Linked DNA regions of Homo sapiens: region 2 is linked to region 1. A link is a loop called in an ENCODE intact Hi-C map of the cell type or tissue named here. Cell type or tissue: heart right ventricle. All regions are shown on one strand. Links, peaks and the distances in the headings refer to the core of each region. The heading gives the core; the rest is flanking DNA. Region 1 overlaps LOC105372653 (a long non-coding RNA gene). Region 2 overlaps SLC9A8 (solute carrier family 9 member A8).

Region 1 (12,663 bases), core at 3,453-8,452:
AGCCCCCCGCCTGGCCAGCTGCCCCGTCCGGGAGGTGAGGGGCGCCTCTGCCCGGCCGCCCCTACTGGGAAGTGAGGAGCCCCTCTGCCCGGCCACCACCCCGTCTGGGAGGTGTACCCAACAGCTCATTGAGAACGGGCCATGATGACAATGGCGGTTTTGTGGAATAGAAAGGGGGGAAAGGTGGGGAAAAGATTGAGAAATTGGATGGTTGCTGTGTCTGTGTAGAAAGAGGTAGACATGGGAGACTTTTCATTTTGTTCTGTACTAAGAAAAATTCTTCTGCCTTGGGATCCTGTTGATCTGTGACCTTACCCCCAACCCTGTGCTCTCTGAAACATGTGCTGTATCCACTCAGGGTTGAATGGATTAAGAGCGGTGCAAGATGTGCTTTGTTAAACAGATGCTTGAAGGCAGCATGCTCCTTAAGAGTCATCACCACTCCCTAATCTCAAGTACCCAGGGACACAAACACTGCGCAAGGCCGCAGGGTCCTCTGCCTAGGAAAACCAGAGACCTTTGTTCACTTGTTTATCTGCTGACCTTCCCTCCACTATTGTCCTGTGACCCTGCCAAATCCCCCTCTGCGAGAAACACCCAAGAATGATCAATAAAAACAAACAAACAAACAAACAAACAAACAAACTCCTGAGTTCAAGCAATCCACCCGCCTTGGCCTCCCAAAGTGCTGGGATTACAGGCGTGAGCCACTGCGCCCAGCCTCATCATCTTTCTAAGCCTCAGTTTCCCCACCTGTAAAATGGAGCTGATCATAGTATCTTCTTCATAAGGTTATTTTGCATATTGAATGGGATAACATGTGCAAAGAAGTTCCCCCAGTGCCTGGAAGGCAGTGATCCTGCAGCAAATGTTATCCACGATTAGGATTCTTGTTGTCCCACATGAATTTGCTGGGTGCTACAGATTCTGTCTGGCTCCCAAAGCTCAGAATTCATTCTGGCCTCCCACGGGTGGAGGCAGGGTTTGGGGGAGGTTTGTAACTCTAAAGATGGCACGTCTTGAACTGAAAGCTGGCGCTGTCAAGCTTCTTCACAATCAGTAAGAACGGCTTTCTTCCCCCTTTTCCCTAAATATAAACCCAACTGCCAATCGCTTTAAAGTCTTCATGTCTGCAGCAGGAGCAACCCACGAGTCCAAAGGTGAGGCAGCTGGCAGAGGGCTGTTGTTAGTGGGATCCACCCAGCCCAGCCCAGCTCCAAGGAGACACACTTCATGGGACTGGATGTGGGCAACTCAGCATTTCTTCCTTATGATTCTTAATTGCTCCTGAAAACAGTAACCCCAAAGTTACGAGCCCCAGTGTGTACTATAACAGTCTCTTAAAGTACTGGGTTTCAGGGCTGGGCACAGTGGCTCACTTGTGTAATCCCAGCACTTTGGGAGGCCAAGGCAGGAGGATCACTTGAGGTCAGGAGTTCCAGACCAGCCTGGCCAACATAGTGAAACACCATCTCTAGTAAAAATACTAAAATTAGCCGGGCATGGTGGCGCATGCCTGTAATCCCAGCTACTTGGGAGGCTGAGGCAGGAGAATTGCTTGAACCAGGAGGCGGAGGTTGTAGTGAGCCGAGATTGCACCACTGCACTCCAGCCTGGGCAACAGAGCGAGACTCCATCGCAAAAAAAAAAAAAAAAAAAAAAAAGTATTGGGTTTTAGAAGACGGCTTGCTGGAAGCAAACATCTTTGTCCTTCCCTCTCCCTTGAAGCAAGCAAAGGAAAGCCACACACAGGTTGTCCTTATTACATAGCAACATTATCCCTAGGCCAGAAGTCGAAGTAGGCTCTGGAGCCGAAAGGCTTAAGTTCAGATCCTAGCCCTGCCGCTTTCCATCTGTGTGACCTTGGACAAGCTATCTAACCTCTCTGGGACTGCCTCTATTTCCTTATCAGTAAAATGGGATTAATAGTACCCCTGAGGATTATTGAGAGATTAAATGAGCTAATAATATACGATGCCAAGTGCAGAGTGAGCATTCAACACAAGCTAGATATGACTGACTCAGTCACAGGGCTTGCCAGGCTGGGGTGTAGAGTCAGCCTCAGACCAATGGGGAACATAATGGGACTTATGCCATTATGGTCAGGCCTTGACACCTTGCATTTATGCTGCTCAAAAGAGGAGGATTTTGGCTAGGGGCCATGGCTCACGCATGTAATCCCAATGCTTTGAGAGGGCGAAACTGGAGGATTGCTTGAGGCCAGAAGTTGGAGACCAGTCTAGGCTACATAGTAAAGCCCCATCTCTCCAAAAAATTTTAAAAATTAGGTAGACACGTAGCATGAGCCCATAGTCCTAGCTACTGGGGAGGCTGAGGTGGGAGAATCTCTTGAGCCCAAGAGTTTGAGGTTACAGTGAACTGTGATGGCACCACTGCACTCCAGCCTCAGCAACAGAGTGAGACCCTGTCTCTAAAAAAAAAAATAAGTTAAAAAAAGTGTAGAATTGTATAATATCCAGAATATATGAAGAATTTCTATAACGCAACAACAAATAGACAACCCAATTTAAAAATGGGCAAAGGTGGCTGGGCATGGTGGCTCACACCTGTAATCCCAGCACTTTCGGAAGCCAAGGGGGGTAGATCATTTGAGCTCAAGAGTTCAAGACCAGCCTGGCCATCATGGCAAAATCCCATCTCTACTAAAAATGCAAAAGTTGGCCGGGCACAGTGGCTCACACCTGTAATCCCAGCACTTTGGGAGGCCGAGGCGGGAGGATCACCTGAGGTCGGGAGTTCAAGACCAGCCTGGCCAACATGGTGAAACTCCATCTCTACTAAAAATACACCAGGAGCAGTGGATCATGCCTGTAATCCCAGCACTTTGGGAAGCCAAGGTGTGTGGATCACCTGAGTTTGGGAGTTCGAGACCAGTCTGGCCAACATAGTGAAACCCCATCTCTACTAAAAATACAAAAATTAGCCAGGCATGGTGGCATGTGCCTGTAATCCCAGCTACTTGGGAGGCTGAGGCAGGAGAATCGCTTGAACCCAGGAGGCGGAGGCTGCAGTGAGTCGAGATTTTGCCATTGCACTCCAGCCTGGGTGACAACAGTGAAACTCTGTCTCAAAAAAAAATAATAAAAAAATTTTTTTAAAAATACAAAAATTAGCTGGGTGTAGTGGCAGGCCCCTGTAATCCCAGCTACTTGGGAGGCTGAGGTGAGAGAATCATGTGAACCTAGGAGGTGGAGGTTGCAGTGAGCCAAGATCTCACCATTGCACTCCAGTCTGGGCAACAGAGTGAGATTCTATCTCAAAATAAATAAATAAATAAAATTAAAAATGGGCAAAGGACTTGAATAGACATTTCTCCAAAGAAGATACACAGATGGCCAATAAGCATGTGAAAAGATGTGTGTCATCACTAATCTTTAGGGAAATGTAAATCAAAACCACAGTGAGATTCCACTTCAAACCCTCTAGGGTGGCTATAATAAAATGTTTTTGAAAAGGAAAATAACAAATGTTGGCAATGATGTAAAGAATGGAATACTCGTACTTGCTGGTGGGAATGTAAAATGGTGCAGCCACTGTAAAGAACAGTCTGGCAGTTCCTCAAAAAGTTAAATACAGAATGACCATATGACTCAGCAATTCTGCTCCTAGGCATATGCCTGAAAGAATTGAAAATAAGGACTCAAAACAGACACTTGTACATCAATGTTCATTGCAGTATTATTCACATTAGCCAAAAGGTAGAAACGACCCAAGTGTTTGCTGACAGATGAATGAATAAACAAAATGTGGTACATCCATGCAATGGAATATTATTCAGCCTTAAAAAGTGAGGAAATTCCAATGCTACATCATGGATAAACCTTAAAAATATTATGTTAAGTGAAAGAAGCCAGTCACAAAAGGACAAATATTGTGTGATTCCACTAGATGAGATGTCTGTAATAGGCAAATTCATAGAGACAGAAAAAGGATTAGAGGTTACCAGTGGCTGGAGAGGGAGGAATGGGGAGCTATTTCTTATAGATGGAGTTTCTGTTTAGGTTGCTGAAAAAATTTTGGAAACAGAGGCGATGTTTGCACAACATTGTGAATGTAATTACTGCCACTAAAGTATATGCTTTATGGTGGTTAAAATGGCAATTTTTATGTTATGTATGTTATCACAATAAAAAAATTTTGGGGGGGGCCAGGCCAGTGGCTCACACCTGTAATCCCAGCACTTTGGGAGGCTGAGGTGGGTGGATCACTTGAGGTCAGGAGTTCGAGACCAGCCTGGCCAACATGGTGAAACCCTGTCTCTACTAAAAATACAAAAAAAAAAATAGCTGGATCTCATGACACCCACCTGAAATCTCAGGTACTCGGGAGGCTGAGGCAGGAGAATTGCTTGAACCCAGGAGGTGGAGGTTGCAGTGAGCCACGATCACACCATTGGAATCCGTGCACTCCAGACTGGGCAACAGAGCAAGACCCTGTCTCAAAAAAAAAAAATGGTGTGGCTGGGCACAGTGGCTCATGCCTGTAATTCCAGCACTTTGGGAAGCCAATCTGGGTGGATCATTTGATGTAAGGAGTTCGAGACCAGCCTGGCCAACATGGTGAAACCCTGTCTCTACTAAAAATACAAAAAAATTAGCTGGACGTGGTGGCACACACTTGAAATCCCAGCTACTAGGGAGGCTGAGGGAGAAGAATTACTTGAACCGGGAGGCAAAGGTTGCAGTGAGCCGAGATGGTACCACTGCACTCCAGCCTGGGAACAAAGTGAGACTCCATCTCAAAAAAAAAAATAAATAAATAAATAACAGAAGATCTGGACAGACACTTCACAGAGGTAAAACATACAAAATGGCCAATAAACAAATGAAAAGGTACTCAACGTCATTAATCATTATGAAATCTAAAATTGCACAGTACCACTACACACTCACTAGAATGGCTAAAAGTGTCTGACAACCAAATGTTGGTGAGGACGTGAAGCAACTCATACCTTGTTAGTGGTCATGGGAAATAGTTGGAAAATGGCTTGGTTTGGCAGTTTCTAATAAAATTAAACACACATTGGCCGGGCACGGTGGCTCACGCCTGTAATCCCAGCACTTTGGAAGGCCAAGGCGGGCAGATCACCTGAGATCAGGAGTTCAAGACCAGCCTGGCCAACATGGTGAAACCCCATCTCTACAAAAATACAAAAATTAGCCGGGCATGATGGCAGGTGTTTGTAATCCCAGCTACTCAGGAGGCTGGGGTGGAAGAATCGCTTGAACCCAGGAGGCGGAAGTTGCAGTGAGCCGAGATCGTGCCATTGCATTCCAGCCTGGGCAACAGCAAGACTCCATCTCAAAAACAAACAAACAAAACAGACAAACAAACAAACAAAACAAAAAAAATTAAACACACATTTACGAAATGACCCGGAAATTCTACTTCTATGTGAATGCTTAGTTTTGAAATGTCTTGTTAATTGTGATGACTTTCTTCTATCCTTAGCCAATGTCTCAAGTCACAATATACACATGAGGTGCAGTTTATTGTAGATGAAGGTGGATTCAAATCCCCTATTTCAATGTCTTCTTGTTAGTACTCATTATTTGGTTGTAGTTCTTGTCAGATATTATGAGATCGTTATGTTTTTACCTCATTATGTGGCTGACCCTTGATATAATAGAAACTGTAAAATGCTATGAGCTGGTGGGATAACTGATGAAATGCAATTTTCTGGAGGCAGTTTTTTTTTAATTTTTTTTTTTGAGACAGGCTCTCACTCTGTCGCCCAGGCTGGAGTGCAGTGGCGCAGTCTTGGCTCACTGCAACCTCTGCCTCCTGGGTTCAAGCGATTCTCCTGCCTTAGCCTCCTTAGTAGCTGGGATTAACAGGCATGCGCCACCACACCCGGCTAATTTTTGTATTTTTTTGGTAGAGACTGGGGTTTTACCATGTTGGCCAGGCTGGTCTCAAACTCCTGACCTCAAGTGATACACCGGCCTCTGCCTCCCAAAGTGTTGGGATTACAGGCGTGAGCCGCTGCACCCTGCCAGGGGCCGCATTTTTATGTGATCATCCCCGCGTGGCTTTCCTGTTTGAGACTGAATAATTCACTGTTACATTTCCAACACTTACCAGGATACTTAGCACATAGAGTTATTGGTTGAATGAATATTTACATGCCAGTGTCTCCTCTGTTAAGACTCCTTTTAGGCTGAGACTCTTTTTTTTTTTTTTTAATTTTTGTTTTCAGGCAATGTACAGTAAGCCATGATGGGCAGAGGCAGGAAATACTTAGAGAACTGGAAAGAATAAAGGAGCCGGTGTTCTCTTCGCAGGGCCCGGTGAGTCTGTGAGATGCTCACACGCCCCCTGGTGGTGTCAGTAGGAATTCTTCCTGGCGCTCAGCAATTTGGCAATCTTGAAGAACCGGCTGAAATCAAGATGAAATTATCTGCCCACAGGTTTAAAAATGTAGCAATACATGATGGGGTAAATTATGCCTAACTTAGACAAGTATAGCGATAAATTTTACATGTGGCCTGAGGCTGATAGAACTGTGACGCCTGAGAGTTACAGGATTTGAGGGCTGGAGTTACTTCCGATTCATCTTAACTGTTCTTAATGCATCATTGTTTATTTTTTCTTTTTTTAAGAGAAAAAAAAGTCACCCAGGCTGGAGTGCAATAGCACGATCATGGTTCATTGCAGCCTCAACGTCCTGGGGTCAAGCAGTCCTCCTCAGCCTCCCCAAGTGCTGAGCCCACATGTGCATGCCCCTATGCCCAGATATTTTTTGTATTTTTTGTAGGGATGGGATCTTGCTATGTTGCCCAGGGTGGTCTCGAACTCCTGGGCTCCAGGCAATTGCCTTAGCCTCTCAAAGTGCTGGGATTACAGATGTGAGCCACCTCACCTGGTCCCGAATTTTTAATTAAAAAGTGGTGCATGAACTTGATATAAATATTTAGACAACACAAGAGGAAACAGAAGGAGAAGTCTTTCTCCAGGCCCAGAACCTAAGACCCAGTCCCTTAGCTCCCCTTTTGTTTTTTGGTTTTTTGTTTGTTTGTTTCTTTTCATATAAAATAGAGACAGGGTCTTGCCATGTTTCCCAGGCTGGTCTCAAACCGCCAGGCTCAAGTGATCCACCTGCCTTAGCCTCCCAAAGTGCTGGGATTACAGGCATGACCCACCACACCCGGGCCATTTTCCCTTTCTAATAGGAACCATTGGTACCAGATTCTCAGAAATCTTCCCAGGAGGCCGGGCGCGGTGGCTCACGCCTGTAATCCCAGAACTTTGGGAGGCCGAGGCGGGTGGATCACCTGAGGTCAGGAGTTCGAGACCAGCCTGGCCAACATGGCGAAATCCCGTCTCTACTAAAAATATAAAAAAATTAGCCGGGCGTGGTAGTGGACACCTGTAATCCCAGCTACTCAGGAAGCTGAGGCAGGAGAATTGCTTGAACCCAGGAGATGGAGGTTGCAGTGAGCCAACATGGTCCCACTGCACTCCAGCCTGGGTGAGAGTGAGACTCCGTCTCAGAAAAAAAAAAAAAAAAATCTTTCCAGTAGGGCAATTGACTCATCCTGTTTTGCCCGGGACTTTCCCAGTTTTGGCACTGAAAGTCTCACATCCTGGGAAACCCCTCACTCCCAGGCAAACCTGGACACTTGGTCACCCTACTTTCCAAAGGCATCTATTTATCATATACAAACATATACATATATTAGTTGCATTACTTGGCATCTTGATGTTGTTTTAATTAAAAATATTTTTTGGGCCAGGTGCAGTGGCTCACACCTGTAATCCCAGCACTTTGGGAGGCCAAGGTGGGCAGCTCACTTGAGGTCAGGAGTTCAAGACCAGCCTGGCCAACATGGTGAAACCCCGTCTCTACTAAAAATACAAAAGTTAGCCAGGTGCAGTGGCGCATGCCTGTAATTCCAGCTACTCGAGAGGCTGAGGTAGGAGAATCTCTTGAACCCAGGAGGCAGAGGTTGCAGCGAGCTGAGATCGTGCCACTGCACTCCAGTCTGGGTGACAGAGCGAGACTCCATTTTAAAAAAAAGTTTTATATATATATATATATATGAGATGATTCAATATCAGCTTCATATTTATTTAACAAATATTTATGTAATTACCTAGCATGCACCAGGCATTATTTTGGAAGCTGAAGATAACAGCAGTAAACAAAATTGACAAAACCTCCTGACCTCATGGAATTGATATACTAGTAATTATATCTATTGCATTTGTTTAATCACCCCCAATCATCATTTTGGTTGCTTCCAGTATCTTCCTAGTGTGACAACGCTGTCCTGGATATCCGTGTGCATGTAGCTGTCTCACATGCATGAGGGTATCTATAGCAGCGCTGTCCAATAGATCTTCCTGCAACGATGGAAATGTTCTGTGTCTGATCTTTTCAATATGTAGCCACGAGTCACTTGTGGCTATTGAGCACTAGACATATGGCTAGTAAGACTGGGGAATAGAATTTTATATTTTATTTAGTTGTTTTGTTTTGTTTTGAGACAAAGTCTTGCTCTGTCGCGCAGGCTGGAGTGCAGTGGTGCAGTCTCAGCTCACTGCAAGCTCCGCCTCCTGGCTTCACGCCATTCTCCTGCCTCAGCCTCCCGAGTAGCTGGGTCTACAGGCACCCGCCACCAGGCCCGGCTAATTTTTTTGTATTTTTTAGTAGAGACAGGGTTTCACTGTGTTAGCCAGGATAGTCTCGATCTCCTGCCCTCATGATCCATCCACCTCGGCCTTCCAAAGTGCTGGGGTTACAGGTGTGAGCCACTGCGCCTGGCCTTTTTTTTTTTTTTTTTTTTTTTTGAGAAAGGGTCTCTGTCAGTCAGGCTGGAATGCAGTGGCACAATCATGTTTCACTGCAGCCTCGATCTCTAGAGCTTAAGCAATCCTCCCACTTCAGCCTCCTGAGTAGCTGGGACCACAAGTGTGCACCACCACACGTAGCTAGTTTTTTTTATGTAGAGATGGCGGGGTCTTGCTATGTTGATTAAGCTGGTTTCAAACTCCTGGCCTCAAGCGATCCTCCCATGTTGACCTCCCAAAGTGCTGGGATTACAGGTGTGAGCCACTGCACCTGGCATTAATTTTGTTTTTTTTTTTTTTTTTGAGACAGGGTCTTGCTCTTGCCCAGACTGGAGTGCAGTGGCAAGATTACAGCTCAATGATGCTTTGAACTCCTGGGCTCAAGCAACCCTCCTCTGAGTAGCTAAGACTACAGGCACATGCCACTGCACTCAGCTAATTTTATGTTTGTTTGTTTGTAGACAGCAGGGTCTTGGTACGTTGCCCAGGTTGATCTTGAACTCCTGGCCTCAAGTGATCCTCCCACTTATTTTTGTATTTTTTGTAGAGATGGGGGAGGGAGTTGGGGGTGGTGGGGTGTCTCACTGTGTTACCCAGGATGGTCTTAAACCCCTGGACAAAAGTGATCCACCCCCCTCAGCAACCCAAAGTGCTGGGATTACAGGCGTGAGCCACCATGCCCAGCCCTTTCTTAAATTTAAGCAAACAAATTTTAATAATGATGGCTGACTCCTGTAATCCCAGCACTTTGGGAGACCAAGACAGGAGGACCATTTGAGCTCAAGAGTTCGAGACCAGCCTTGGCAACATGGTGAAACCCTGTCTCTACAAAAAATTTAAAAATTAGCTGGGTGTGGTGTGCACGCCTATAGTCCCAGCTACTTGGGAGGCTGGGGTGGGAGGACGGCTTTTGCCCATGAGGTGGAGGTTGCAGTGAGCCAAGATTTTGCCATTGTCCTCCAGCTTGGGCAACAGAGCCAGACCCTGTCTCAAAAAAGAAAAAAAAAAGCCTAGGCAACATAGTGAGACCCCATCACTACAAAAAATAGAAAAAATAGCTAGGTGTGATGGCACATGCCTGTAGTCTCACCTACTCAGGAGGCTGAGGCAGGAGGATCACTTGAGCCTGGGAAGTCAAGGCTGCAGTGAGCTGTGATCACATCACTGCACTCCATCCTGGGTGACAGAGTGAGACTCTGTCTCAAAAAAAAAAAAAAAAAAAAAAAGGAAAGAAAGAAAGGGAGGGAAGGAGGGAAGGAACAAAGGAAGGAACGAAGGAAGGAAGGAAGGGAAGGAGGGAGGAAGGAAGGAAGGAAGGAAAAAAGGAAGGAAAAATTTAGGCTGGGCACAATGGCTCACGCCTGTAATCCCTAGCACTTTGGAGGCCGAGGTGGGCCGATCGTGAGGTCAGGAGATCGAGACCATCCTGGCTAACATGGTGAAACCCCGTCTCTACTAAAAATACAAAAAAAATTAGCCGGGCGTGGTGGTGGGCGCCTGTAGTCCCAGCTACTCAGGAGGTTGAGGCAGGAGAATGGCGTGAACCCAGGAGGCGGAGCTTGCAGTGAGCCGAGATTGTGCTACTGCACTCCAGCCTGGGCAACAGAGCGAGACTCTGTCTCAAAAAAAAAAAAAATTAATTTAAAAGAAATTTTTTTTGAGACTGAGTTTCACTCTTGTTGCCCAGGCTGGAGTCCAGTGGCTCGTTCTCCACTCACTGCAACCTCTGCCTCCTAGGTTCAAGCGATTCTCCTGCCTCAGCCTCCCAAGTAGCTGGGACTACAGGCATGCACCACCAGGCCCGGTTAATTTTTGTATTTTTAGTAGAAACAGGGTTTCACCATGTTGGTCAGGCTGGTCTTGAACTCCTAACCTCAGGTGATCCACCCGCCTCAGCCTCCTCCTGCTGAGATTACAGGCATGAGCCGCCATACCCAGCTTTTTTTTTTTTTTTTTTTAAAGAACATGATTCAACTGTATTGCTCTCTATAAGAAACTCACTTTATAGACTGGTTCTGAAAGGATGGAAAAAGATATTTCATGCAAATATCTTTTTGCGTGACCAAAGAAGAGGAGGGCTGGCAATACTAATATCAGAAAAATTACTTGTCCAGGCCGGGCACGGTAGCTCACACCTGTAATCCTAGCACTTTGGGAGGCCGAGGCGGGTGCATCACCTGAGGTCAGGAGTTTGAGACCAGCCTAAAAAATATGGTGAAATCCTGTCTCTACTAAAAATACAAAAATTAGCCAGGCGTGGTCGTGCATGCCTGTAGTCTCAGCTACTCAGGAGGCTGAAACAGGAGAATCACCTGAACCCAGGAGACAGAGGTTGCCGTGAGCTGAGATCACACCACTGCACTCCAGCCTGGACGACAGAGCAAGACCCTGTCTCAAAAAAAGAAAAAAGAAAAATTACTTGTCCAAAAGGTTACAAGAGATAAAGAAGGCATTGTATGTTAATAAAAAGTTCAATACAGCAAGAAGATATAACAATTATAAACATTTATATACCTAATAACAGACCATCAGAACATATGAAGCAAAAATTGGTAGAATTGAAGGAAGAAATAGACAATTCCACAATAATAGTTAGAGACTTCAATGCCCCACTCCCAAGAATAAATAGAACAAACAGGAGACAAGTAAGGAAATAAAGGACTTGAGCGACACAGTAAGACAACCAGGTCTAACACATGTACAGACACTCCCCAGCAACAACAGCATCCACATTCTTCTCAGGCACACATGGGATATCCTCCAGGATGGACCATATGTTAGGCCACAGATTAAGCCTCAAGAGATTTTAAAAGGTAGACATCAGCCAGCTGTGGTGGCTTAGGCCTGTAATCCCAGCACTTTGGGAGGCTGAGGCAGGAGGATTGCTCGTGCCCAGGAGTTTGCAACCAGCCTGGGCAACACAGCCAGACTTCATCTCTACAAAAAGAGACAGAAGAAAAGGAGAAAGAGAGAAAGATAAGAAGGAAAGAAAGAAGAAATAAAAGAGATCATACCAAATATCTTCTCCAAGCACAATTGGATAAGGCTAGAAATCAATATGGGGGGGTTAAAAAAAAAAAGAAATCAATATCAAAGGAAAACTGGAAAATTCACAAATTTGTGGAAATTTACACACTCTTAAAAGAACCAATGGATCAAAGAAGAAATCACAAGGGAAATTAGAAAATACTCAGAAACAGGCCAGGCTGGGTGGCTCACACCTGTAATCCCAGCATTTTGGGAGGCCGAGGTTGGCGGATCACTTGAGGTCAGGCGTTTGAGACCAGCCTGGCCAACATTGTGAAACCCTGTCTCTACTAAAAATACAAAAATTAGCCAGGCGTGGTGGCAGGCACCTGTAATCCCAGCTACTTGGGAGGCTGAGGCAAGGGAATTGCTTGAATCCAGGAGAGGGAGGCTGCAGCGAGCAGAGATTGCACCAATGCACTCCAGCCTGGGCGACAGAGTGAGACTCCATCTCAAAATAAATAAATTAATTAAATAAATAGAGAAAATATTGAGAAACAAATGAAAACAAAAACACAGCATGCCAAAATTTACTGGACACAGTGAAAGCAGTGCTCAGGGGAAATTTTATAGCTATAAGTGCTTCAAAATCATAGACAGAAAATTGCCAGGGCCTGGGGGTATGGGGATGGGAGGAGGGAAGAGGAAGTTATTGTTTAATGGGGACAGAATTTCAGTTTCAGTTTAGCAAGAAGACCAGAATTTTAGAGATAGCTGATGGTGATGATTGCACAATATGAAATGAATGTACTTTGTTGTTGGGGTTTTTTTGTTTTGTTTTGTTGTTGTTGTTGTTGTTTTTTGAGAGGGAGTCTCGCGCTG
Region 2 (12,663 bases), core at 3,100-8,099, 74 kb before region 1:
AGCCTGCAGCCTCATGGGAAAGTAAGACATCAGTACATAAATAAGTGCAAAATTGCAGTCTTGTCAACCGCTACAAGAGAGGGTGACTGTGCACTGAGAGCACAGACTAGGATCTGGGAAGAGTTGAAATGTCCTGAGATCTTGGGATGATGAAAGCTTAACAAGCAAAGAGGGAGCACAACCTGCTCGAAGCCACCAGTGGGACTGGAACCCAGAGAACAAAGGCGAGCATGGTGCCAGATGAGCCCAGAGGCCTCCCCAGGAGTCGAATCATTCAGGGTGGGGGCTAGCTGCATTTTAAGTGGAAATAGGGGTCCAGGTGAAGGCAGCACAATCAGATTTGTCTTTTGGGAAGATCATTCTGGAAAGACGGGAGAGTGGAGGGAAAGGGGCCCTGGGGGGTTGAGGAGACTTGTGCGAAGCTATGCAGTGTTTCAGATGAAAGATGGTGTGAGTGACGGGACACTGCAGTAAGTGCGGGGGTGCAGGAAGACTCCCGGGCTCCCAGCTTGCCACACAGGTTGGGCAGTGGTGCCTTTTACAGAGAATCAAGTCTGCACGGAGGGCCAGGTGTGCAGGCCGTGCCTTCACTGACAGGAATGGCTTTTCTAATCATTTCCCTGATTTCTGCTCTTTCAAACAGGGTAACTTCTTTCAAAATATTGGTTCCATCACCCTGTTTGCTGTTTTTGGGACGGCAATCTCCGCTTTTGTAGTAGGTGGAGGAATTTATTTTCTGGGTCAGGTAAGAAAATCATCTTTGAAACACTTTGAAAGTCTTACATTCTTAGAGCTAGTGCAGGGAGGTGGGAAGGTGAAATGGGGCCACTTTGTGGGGCCTGGGTTTCACCCTTAAGGTAAATTCCTTCTGGAAGGAAATCCTAGCTTCATATGAGGCACAGTAGAGGCGTGCTAAATTGTTTCAAAGTGTCCTCCAAGACCTTTGGTATCTGGAATTGAGTAAAACTTTTCCATAATCCCCCCCAAAGTATTTGAGTTTATTTGCAAACCAATACTGTCTTAAATTAGAATACCTAAAAATGAAGCCAAATATATGCCATCAAGAACTTCAAACTGTGTTGTCAAGTAGACTGAATTGGGGTTGAATGCTGTTTTTTGATAAAAATTTGTATTTAAAAAATCAAAGATGTGCTTTTCTGCTGGCATTGGAGAAATAATAAAATCAAAGGTGATGCTGAATCTCTTCACTCAATTCTAAGCTGTCTACCTGTAGAATTATATACTCTGGATTTTCCACAATTGCTAAACCACTTCCCAGTGGCACCAGTTGGGTGGTCTCTACTTTAGACTTCAAATTAATTTAGACCAAACATCCCTAGGAAGGTAGTATCTGTAGTTTTGTATTATGCATGTCCATGCATGTCACATTCTTTTCCTTTATTGTCAGTTGCAGAAAGTTTGCCTGTCTCAGTTCTGAAAATTAAGTTGAGGGTCAGGTATCTGAGTGACGGGCAGATTTCTTTAACACATCAGCTGCTTTCTTCTCTCAATAGCCAAAGCCCATTCCATTGGATTTTCACCTATATTGCAGCTTTGATGGCACCAGAATAAATCTGTCTGTCATGCAGCTTTCTTCATTGCTCAGCTTCTAGTATTAAGTAAGAATAAACTTAAGGAAACTACAGTTAATTGGGCTTGAAGAATGTAGCATTCTTTTCCATACTCTCGTTGCATGCCGATGGAATGCATGTTTCAACTAAGGCTTAGGAGCTTTTATTTTTCAAGTGGTTTGGGAACTGAAGATTAATGTCCTTATTAGTTTTAATAAAGCACTAATGGACATTTAAATCTTGGCTGTTCTCCAGGGTTTTTTTTTTGTGTGTGTCTGTGTGTTTGTGTGTTTTATTTTACAGGCTGATGTAATCTCTAAACTCAACATGACAGACAGGTAAATCCTTCATACTGTAACACCCATGCGACTGCTTTTCAGACAGGGGAAATGTTTCTCCACATTGCTTCCTGGGTGTGGTACTGTTCTATTCTCTCTCTGTGTATTTATTTTTGGTAAGGATTTCTGCCATAGAATCTTACTCTGAGTTAATTTGTATCTCTGAAATGAATCAAAAGTATCCTAAAGACTTTTGAAGATCCCTAGTGGGGCATTGCTGATTGGAATGATTTAGTTTAAGCTTGGGAGGGAGTAACTCTGCTCAGCTAACTGCCCTGCCTGTGTGCACGCGTACACTGTACCATTGTCTTCTTATTTACAAGACTTTTCAGTCGCCGTAACAAAAAGTCTTCTTGACAGATTAGAGATGGAGAGGGGGAGTGACGGAGAAACTTTCCTCTGGGATTCCCACGAAGCCTGTGGTGGGGGAAGCAGGGCCAAGACCTCTATTGTGGTTATTGTAGAAAGCCCCTCCATCTGAAGCCACTCCCGTGAGCACTTCCCATGAGCCCCATCCAGGATTTCCCAGAATTGCATAGTGAGAAGCAACCTCACTAGGTTGAGGCAGTTGTCTCTCAGAAGGTACCAGATCTAGTGCTGAAAAAGTGCCCATGCTGAGCATAGTCTGGGTTCCCCCCTCTGAGAGCAGACAGCCTTGCTCAGTGTGTCTGCATTTGGTCTTGTGACATGGCTGGGGAGCTGGGCAGCAGGGTCACATGTTCGTCCCCAGATCCTTGCCATGGGGCCAGTCAGAGCTTTCAGGATTTAGCAGCAGTTTAGCAACTTGGGACTAGAATCTGGGAACCCTTTTCATGGGAACTGTGTCTCTGATAACAAATCCAATTCTATTTCTACCTCCACTCACCACCCACCCCAGCCCAGGACAATTTTGGAGCTTTTGTTGTAAGACAGTTTTGATACATAAACAAGTAGTCCTATTCCATGAGAGCTGGAAATAAAGCAGAACTGATGTCCTGTGTTTGGTAGGTATTTTGCAAATAAAAAGAAATGCCCAGTAAAGGAAGGTATCACAGTATTCAAACCTTCCACTTGTTTTGGGGGCAACTGGTTAGAGATACAGACAATGCTGGATAACTTCCTGTGAAGTTGAATTGAATCAGTGGTTGGGATGTTCAGGTGGAGGACAGGAAAGGAATTGCCCTGTAGACACACTGACTTAGAGCCGGGTAGTGTTTTCCTCTCCGTGTGCAGAAGTTTCCTTTGCTGTTAGAAAGTGACGATCCCTCAGATGGGGACTGCTCTGGGGTCGCAAACCCACACAGCCGCAGGGCCTGGCAGAGCACTTAACAGAGGGAAGCTGGCCAGCTGTGAGTCTAGACATGGGGCAGCGGCCAGTGGGAGAACACACCCTGTATGAAGGGACAGCCACTTCTCAGCGCCAACTCATGATTACCATGTGGAAATCTGGGCCCAGAATTGGTGGCTATTTTAAATACTTTTTTTTCAAAAAGATGCTGGGTTTCTAGATTTTTATAGGGAATTTTCCAGTTTTTCAATGTTGACAACTTGCTCAATTTTTCACAAATACCATGCAGACCAAACATGAGAGGGGACCACAGACTTTTTGCAACCTCTGCACTGTAGAAAACATAAAAATAACTTCGTTGCACACGTTTTGTTTTGTTCTAGTGATATCTTGTTGGAGAGAGATTTCACTCTTAGAGATCCTGAATTATTTCGCTGCCTTAGTTCATTTCTTTTTCATTTTGTTAATGTTGCTATCTTTTGGGGCTATGGGATAAAGAAAATACATTTTTAAGTTGAACTTCTGGCGTTTAAAAGGCGAGGTCTTAAAGATGTGAAGTGGAACAGCTGACAGCCAGGTGAAATAACCGTCTTTCCATACAGACCTCTCAATGATTCAGCAGTTTGTATTTCAGACTTCTCATCTTCACTGTCAGAAATACTCTGCCTCAATTTAGATTCCCAAGCAAACTGTGTAACATGATTTATACAAAGCATTTCCCCCAGCCTTTTGTTTGTTTTGTTTTTTTCAGTTAATTTAGAAAGTTTATTTTGCCAAGGTTGAGCATGCGCACCCGTGACAGCCTCAGGAGGTCCTGACGACATGTACCCAAGATGATCAGAGCACAGTTTGGTTTTATACATTTTAGGGACACATGAGACATCAGTCAACTTATGTAAGATGGACGTTGCCCCAACCTTTTATTATGAAAAATTTTAAACATACAGAAAAGGTGAAGCATTGTGAAGTGAATACCCATAAACAAATTTTTAAAATATAAAAGGTGTATCCTGCAGGGGTAGGAGAGGCACAGGACAGGGAACTTGGGAGCCTGTGGTGGGCCTGCGCTTCACTGAGGCTGGAGTATAGTGGCATGATCACAGCTCGCTGTAGCCTCAAACTCCTGAGCTCAAGCTGTCCTCCTGCCTCAGCCTCCTGAGTAGCTCGGACTACAGGTATGCGGCACCACTTCCGGCTAATTTTTGTGTGTGTAGAGATAGGGTTCTCTCTATATTGCCCAGGCTGGTCCTGAACTCCTGAGCTCAAGCCATCCTCCCACCTCAGCCTCCTAAAGTGTTGGGATTACAGGCGTGAGCCACTGTGCCCGGCCCAGGATACACTTTTTAGACATCATCCTCCTTCCTTCACGGCCTCTGGTGATGGGGCTGTGGTTGATGAGAGTGAAAATAAAAGAGCGACCAGAAGCTCTGTCTGGGTTGTGGTGCAAGGGCCTGGGGACCAGCCACCAATAAAATAGGATCTCCCAGATGGGCAGTTGTTTAGTGGAGTTACCTTCCCTTTCTTCCTTCCCTTTCTTCTTCCCACCTGCCTGCCTGCTTGCCTTCTGCAAGTGTCTCTGGGCCATGCCCAGTACAGACCCTGGGAATTCACCCATGACGAAAATTCAGCATCCACTCCCTTGGAGCTCACAGGCCTGTGATGACCTCTGTGAGGACAGGCGAAGTCTGGGAACTGAATCCTCAGCCTGGGATCCGGAGGCACTCTGGGTTAATGCGCATGAGTCACATTCACAGGCAGCTACCATGGAAACCAGAGGCCAGATGATTGACTTCTGAAGAGAACTGTACCTGGCAAGGCAGCCAGGCATTTCCTCAGTCAGCTCTCCTCTCCCTGACCCTGCAGCCAAAAGATCACCCATTGAAGGCTGCTCAGCCGAGCATCCTTTTCCCCCTAGACCCAGGCTTGGTGAGGGTGGGAAGCTCAGGGCAGTCGTCTCTGGCTGATGACTGACACAGGCTGGCCATTGGGTCTCCATGTTTTGGCTGGTGTTGTGGAAGGGGGCAGACCCACCATTCTGCTGCCCTGGAAAGAAAGTTGCAACAGGCATGGCACAGAGGCTTGTGGGAAAATCACCAAAGGGCAGGGAGAGTGAATTGTCCAGGCTCATGTGGCACATGAGGCCCCTTGAGGGAGCTGGTCCTGCCTCCCTCGCCAGCCTCTTATGGCTCCTGCCACTCACCCCACCCCCACCACCACATGCACCTTCCTTCTGTTCCTCAGGCAGCAGGCTTGCTCCCACCGCAGGAGTCGCTTGCTGTCACCTCAGCCTGCAGCTCTTGGCCTGGCCAGCTGCTTCTTAACATGTAGGTTCTTGCTTACATGTGTCATCCCTTCACAGAGGCCTCTCCAGACCGCCCCATCTAAGTGGCTCCCACACCCACACCCCCACCCCACCTTCCCACGTCACCTCAATTGATTTCCTGGGTCACATGTGGTATTGTCTGAATTTGCCTTCATCTCTGGGTATTGCTGTATCTACTGTTGGGGGTAGGAGTACCGACTCTGGGCAGATAGCCTGGCTCTGCTACTTGTTAGCTGAGTGACCTTGGACAAGTTACTTCATCATCCCGTTGTCCCTCGGTTTTCTCCTCTGTCATTGGGGCAGTAGTAGCAGTCTCATACAGTCACTGTCTGGATTGTTGAGTCACCGTATGTGAAGTGCTTAGAACAGTGCCGGCCATGGTAGCCTCCATTCCTGAAACATGTTAGACAATCAGCACATATCTGCTGGGGGTGATAAGATCTTCACGGGGACTGTCAGTGAGGTCACTGGCCCAGTTGGGAGATGGCCTCAGTGTTTCTCTCGGCTGTCTACGCCACTCACCCCCAAAGCACACTGGGGTTGCTGCTGCTTTTTGACACTTTCTTAGATCTTGCAAATCTGAGTGCAGGCTGGGGTCGGTCACGGACAGCATTCCAAGGGGCTGGTGGCGAGGGGCAGAGCAGAGGTCAGATGCAGGAGCTCATGGGCCATTTGGCTCTAGCTGCTCTGACCCGTGGAACTGGGCGGTGTATGATAAATATATCTAAGCAAAAGTCTCCCTTCCATCATTGGTCAAAGTCAAGTCTCCGTGCTGACACTAGAAAACCAGGCCATTCCTAACAACTCAGTTTAGAGTGGGCCTTTCATACTCCACCCACAAAACAGCAGATAAGTGGGGAAAAAATACGCTACCTTCTGTAATTAATTCAGCTCTAGCGTGTAGTATTGCTTTCTGTTAAATATGGCCTTTGACTTTAATGCTTTAATATGTGGACCAAGTGACACACATTACAGAATCTCCCCTTCCCTCTGTCTCTTACAGTTTTGCGTTTGGCTCCCTAATATCTGCTGTCGATCCAGTGGCCACTATTGCCATTTTCAATGCACTTCATGTGGACCCCGTGCTCAACATGCTGGTCTTTGGAGAAAGTATTCTCAACGATGCAGTCTCCATTGTTCTGACCAAGTAAGTACGGGGGCAGAGAACAGACTTTTTTCATGTGACAGAACTAAAGGTCCTTGTAACAAAGGGGCAGATATTTCCACACAGCATGTGTACAGTTGCTTGTCCTCTGGGTGATCAGTTCACCCACTCTCTTTCTCTGTATTTCTGTCCTGACAAGCCTTGATGTGCTGCAAGAATATGGTCAGGTTCCAGGGGTGGTTAAAAGAGGAGAGTCCACCTTTTTTTTTGAGACAGGGTCTCGCTCTGTCACCCAAGCTGGAGTGCAGTGGCTCCATCACAGCTCACTGCAGCTTCAACCTCCTGGGTTCAACTGATCTCCCACCTCAGCCTCCCGAGTAGCTGGGACTTACAGGCACGTGCCATCACGCCCAGCTAATTTTTTAAGAAGTTTTTGTAGAGATGGGGTTCGCCATGTTGCCCAGGCTTGTCTTGAACCCCTGGGCTCAAGCAGTTTGCCCACCTCAGCCTCCCAAAGTGCTGGGATTACAGGTGTAAGCCATTGCTCCTGGCTTTGCCCACCTTTTTCGACCTGCCTTTTAGTAGTGGTTTCTGAGCCCAGCTTGTCAACATCACTGAGGGTGCTTATTAAGTGTGACATTCCTAGGCCCCACCCTCAGAGCTTCTGATTCATTTGGTCTGGGGTGAGTCCCAAGACCATGGGTTTTTAATAAGTTCCCCAGATATGATGAAGCGGCCTGTTCAGGGGTCAGTGTTTGGGCAATATTATTGGCAACAAAAGCAATAGACAGAGGCCCCACTAGCTGATGCATGTCACCTTCCTTTTCACAGCTTTAAAATAAGGTAGGAATGCTGATAGGTGCCCTGCCTTAAGATGCTATTGTGTAAACTCTACTTTGGACACTACAATTTGTTTTCAAATATTTGTTGGTATTACTACCCTAATTGATGGGATCTGAGAAGTTAAAGATGAATAATAAAATGTCAAGAAGTCATTGGGGGCCAGGCGCAGTGGCTCAGTCCTGTAATCCCAGCACTTTGGAAGGCCAAGGCGGGTGGATCACCTGAGGTCAGGAGTTCAAGACCAGCCTGGCCAACATGGTGAAACCCTGTCTCTACTGAAAATACAAAAATTAGCTGGGCTTGGTGGCGGGTGCCTGTAATCCCAGCTACTCCGGAGGCTGAGGCAGGAGAATCACTTGAACCTGGGAGGCGGAGGTTGCAGTGAGCCGAGATCACACCACTGGATTCCAGCCTGGTGACAGAGCGAGACTCCGTCTCAAAAAAAAAAAAAAAAAATTTTAGCTGGGTGTCATATCACGTGCCTGTATTCCTAGCTACTAGGGATGCAGTGAGCTGTGATGGAGCCATTGCACTCCAACCTGGGCAACAGAGCAAGACCCTGTCTCAAAAACAAAACAAAACAAAATCACTGGGAAAAGTAAATGCATTTCAGATAATCTCAAATATATTTTTCTGATGCAGGGATATTTCCTTGAACTCTGCATTTTATGGTGGTCATTAACAGGCAGGCAACAAACCCAAAGATTTTTGCCAAAACACAGATGTTTGAGACCAGTCTGGACAACATAGCAAGACCCCATTCTCCCACCTTCCCGCAAAAAACTCCAAAGCACGTGGAGAAAAGAGCCCCGGATAATGTATCAAAAATGAGCTAAGAGAATCTTAGAGGCCAGTGTGTGTTCTGTTAGATAATAGAATTTCCATTTACCTGAATACTGACTTACTGCCTTTGCTAAAGCATAACCACTCTGTGGTAGCTGGCATTTTCTTAGAAGTTTTTTTATAGACTATATTCAGAATTCTTATGTTGGAATAAAATGCCTCAGCCTAGGACTAGATTTGAGGACTGAATAGTTAAATAAGGTACTACAGGGCTGGGCGCGGTGGCTCACGCCTGTAATCCCATCACTTTGGGAGGCTGAGGCGGATGGATCACTTGAGGCCAGGAGTTCAAGACCAGCCTGGCCAACATGGTGAAACCCCATATCTACTAAAAATACAAAGATTAGCCAGGTGTGGTGGCGCACGCCTGTAATCCCAGCTACTCGAGAGGCTGAGGCAGGAGAATCGCTTGAACCTGGGAGACAGAGGTTGAAGTGAGCCAAACTCACATCACTGCATTCCAGCCCGGGCGTCAGAGTGAGACTCTGTTTTAAAAAAAACAAACAAACAAAAGGGTACTATGAGAAAAGCATCCAGCATTGGGTAATGTGACATCCTTTCCTTTTCTTTCCCTGCCCCTAGTTGTTGTTTTCACCACATTTGCCCAGTTTTTGCCCTGTTTTTGCCCTTCCTTTGCAGGAGGAGCTTACCAAATACTGCCTGATGGCAAGAGGTGCTCAACAGGCCTTAAAAAACAACCAAACTTATAAGTATTTTTGTTATTCTAAATGTAGTACATATATTCTTACCAAATTTAGGAAATACACAAGCAAAAAAGAGAGAAGTATCACACACATTGCTACTACCTAGAGATAATTATGGTTGATAATTTGGTGTAAATATATATACATTTTATTTCAATAGGCTTATACCCCAAATATTGTACTCTATTTTCCATTGAACACAATTGATAAAACAGTCTTCTGGAAAATAATTTTACTGGTTACGGTGTATTCCTTTTTCTGGGTTTACTATGATCTACTTAACCAGTTTCCTACTATTGGCTTTTTCATGTTTCTCTTGGCAGAAATTTCTATAGCTTTATTAGGATATTATCCAACATCATGCCACAAGACCTTTAAAAAATCCAATGGCAGTATTTTTTCTTATTTAAGATCTACTCTGAAAGCTGCCTAGCATTCTGGTTTTTACTTTTATCTCGTATCCTGGCTACACATATTGAACATTTGTGACAAGGAATTTTGCCTAACTTGGAGGTGACATCATGAGTTATTTTTATGCATTGGGAGCTAAACTCAATTGCTTTGTCTCTTGATTTTTTTAAAGAAAAATAATTTTTCAGAGGTAGGATCTTTTCTGAGCTTTTCCAGTTGTCTCTATTATAAAAGCCAAAGATAGGAGACTTTTTCTATTTAAGATGGGAAATGATGGAGTCATCGTTGGTAGCCAGAGGTTCTTACTGGAAAAGTGCTTTGGAAACCCAAGATGGGGCCAGGCATGGTGGCTCATGCCTGTAATCCCAGCACTTTGGAAGGCCAAGGCAGGTGGATCACCTGAGGTCAGGAGTTTGAGACCAGCCTTGCCAACGTGGTGAAACCCTGTATCTACTAAAAATACAAAAATTAGCCCGGCATGGTGGTAGGTCCCTGTAATCCCATCTACTTGGGAGGCTGAGGCAGGAGGATTGCTTGAACCTGGGAGGCGGAGGTTGTAGTGAGCCGAGATCGCACCACTGCACTCCAGCCAGAGCGACAGAGCAAGACTGTCTCAAAAAAAAAAAAAAGAAAGAAAAGAAACCAAGATCGTCTGTGGTAACAGTTCCCACAGTTGGATCTGTGGAGCATGCATGTATAGTTTCCAGTCTCCTCGTCCACCAGCAGCAGTGCTACTGCTGAGGCCACGGTTGGATCTGTGGAGCATGCATATATAGTTTCCAGCCTCTTCCTCTACCAGCAGCACTGCCACTGCTGAGACCCAAGCTGGCTTGAGAATCAGCCTCACAAACTCTCCAGCCACGGCTGGTCATCTGCCATCAGCATTTGGTGAGGGACCTCTGTGTGCCAGACACTGCTGAGAGCCAGGTGGATTTGACAGTCGGTCCATGATGGGCAAAAGATGCCCGTAGAGAAGTGAACATGGTGCCTTAAGCATGAGGGGGCTCAATGACCAGACCATGAAGGATATGAGGAAGGCTTCTCAGAAGGAACGTCTTGTGAGCCAGGCCTGGGAGGCTTATTTTCAGACAGAAGATACAGAAAAGGGGCATGTCAGACTTACCCCCGCCTCCCCCTCCACCTTTTTTTTTTTTTTTAGTACAGAAGAAAAATATGCTCCTGGGAGCTGTTGTCACCTTTCCTTGGTTATCAGAATCATACCTGGTTTTGAAGAGGTATACTTCATAAACGATCATCTCCAAAGTGAGCTGACACATTTATCTTTGCAACTGAATATGTAAATGAGTTACCCCCTTTTTGATGTTGTTACCTTCATGAATGCCAGAAAGCAAATGTCTTCTGTTTCTTCGGTAACTTGAATTCATTTTCAGCTTTGATTTGTTGCTATGATAGTGTGTTCTTAAAGTCACTGCTGTAGAGGAAACCTTTTGTTTTCTCCAGCTACAGCTTAAGCTCATGAAATGGACCCTGAAGCAATACTCCCTTTTATTCTTTAAGGTATGAGAAACATGACCTTAAGAAACAAAATGTAGAAAATTACCAGGCCAGAAAGAGTCCAAATTCTACTTTCATTACCTGGAGTTCAGAAACCATTGCCCCAGCCCTGGATCTGCTGTTAACCCTTTGTGTGACCTTACCCAGTGACTCACTCTCTTTGGGCCTCAGGCTACTCTGTATAAAAAGCAGTGAAACCAGCCTGGGTACCTGCTGTGGTAGTGATGTGGGCTGAGGCTGGGCACTGTATGTGTGTGACCTGCAGATCCATTTTTGGGAACTATGGGTGATCATGGCCTTCAAAAGCACTTTTCCAATATGAGCCCTTGTTGGCTGCCACATTCCTCAAGGTGGGATGTTAACCTGTGATCTGCTAGAAAGAAGGGGGATTGGGGAGATTGTTTGTTCAGATGAGTCTGCAAAGCTTTCACGTGAAGAAAGTTAGATTTCTTTTTTGCAAGACTTCTCAGACCTTTATTATGTTATTTTGGGCTGTGAATTTCCTCGAAAGGCTTTCTGAGTTTATTTGACCAAGCTACCTTTTCATCTTATTCTGCTTTAAAATGATACCAATCCTGGGGCCTGGCATGGTGGTTCATGTCTGTAATCCCAGCACTTTGGGAGGCCAAGGCAGGTGGATCACTTGAGGGTAAGAGTTCCATACCAGCCTGGCTAACATGGTGAAACCCCGTCTCTACTAAAAATACAAAAAAAAATTAGCTGGGCACGGTGGTGCGCATCTGTAGTCCCAGCTACTTGGGAGGCTGACGCAGGAGAATTGCTTGAACCCTGGAGACAGAGGTTGCAGTGAGCTGAGATCGCACCACTGCACTCCAGCCTGAGCAACAGAGCGAGACTCCATCTCAAAAATAATAATAATAATAAAATGATATCGATTCATGACATGGTGATTGATGAAGCTGAATATTACTGTTGACTATTCTTTGTTTCATTTACTGAGTCAACAAAAAGGTATTGACTGTCTTTTGTGTGGGAGGCTCTGCTTTAAGCCCCGGACATAAGGCAGCGAACAAGATGGACACAGGCTTCATCCTCATGGAATGAGGCACGACAGTTTCCCATGCTGTGAAGGAGAAGTCAAGCACCATGACAACCTTTAAATGGGCAGGCCTGCGTGAAGGGATCAGGGCAGGTGTGCCTGAGGGAGTGGCACTGACCCTGGGTTCTGAGGGATGAATAAGGGAGTTAGCTGGGGCAAGGAAAAGTGAATGGTGACCACCTGGGAGGTGCCAGTGACAGTGTGGCCCAGATGTTTAGATTTGGGGAGAGGAGGTAAGGTCAGAGAGGTATGGCAGGCAGGAGCCAAGTCAAACTAAGACTGGGCTTCCTGATAACGTCGGGAAACTGTGAGTTCTGAACAGGCTGGTAACCTGATCAGGTGTGCCTTTGAAAAGGATCAGTTAGGGCCTGTATTTCTAGCACTTTGGGATGTTGAGGCAGGCGAATCACTTGAGCCCAGGAGTTCGAGACCAGCCTGGGCAATATGGTGAAATCCCATCTCTACAGAAAATACAAAAACTAACTGGGTGTGGTGATGTATGCTTGTGGTCTCAGCTACTCTGGGGCTGAGGTGGGAGGATCACATGAGCCTGGGAAGCAGAGGTTGCAGTGAGCTGAGATCATGCCACTGCACTTCTGCCTGGGTGACAGAGTGAGACCCTGTCTCAAAAACAAAAAGAGGGGGATCATCTAGGCCACTGAGTGGACAACGGGGTTGGTCTG

What was found. Hi-C counts contacts between places; a loop is a spot of excess contacts. Peaks named below come from ENCODE experiments on the same cell type or tissue, not always from the same donor. Only the 100,000 strongest peaks of a DNase experiment are listed, where the experiment ranks them.
Region 2: a loop joins it to region 1, with 2.1 times the contacts of the local background. A loop is called at or near these places in 5 of 110 quality-filtered maps.

What each region holds. Positions count from the first base shown.
Region 1 is chr20:49,922,505-49,935,167 of GRCh38, forward strand. LOC105372653 (a long non-coding RNA gene) reads left to right here. Exons shown (of 3, transcript NR_134564.1): 3 at 6,221-6,317. Among named protein-coding and RNA genes, the nearest start is that of RNF114, 7.6 kb to the right of the region's middle. RefSeq lists an enhancer at 3,107-3,276 and silencers at 6,188-6,482, 11,455-11,655. In heart right ventricle, for the core only: CTCF peaks have their summits at 6,341 (motif pointing left) and 6,546; a DNase peak (open chromatin) is centred at 6,337; H3K27ac peaks cover 724 bases.
Region 2 is chr20:49,848,936-49,861,598 of GRCh38, forward strand. It overlaps SLC9A8 (solute carrier family 9 member A8), which reads left to right. Exons shown (of 16, transcript NM_015266.3): 6 at 644-745; 7 at 1,875-1,909; 8 at 6,503-6,646. Among named protein-coding and RNA genes, the nearest start is that of MIR12122, 8.6 kb to the right of the region's middle. In heart right ventricle, for the core only: no CTCF peak of the experiment used is centred there; no DNase peak of the experiment used is centred there; H3K27ac peaks cover 924 bases.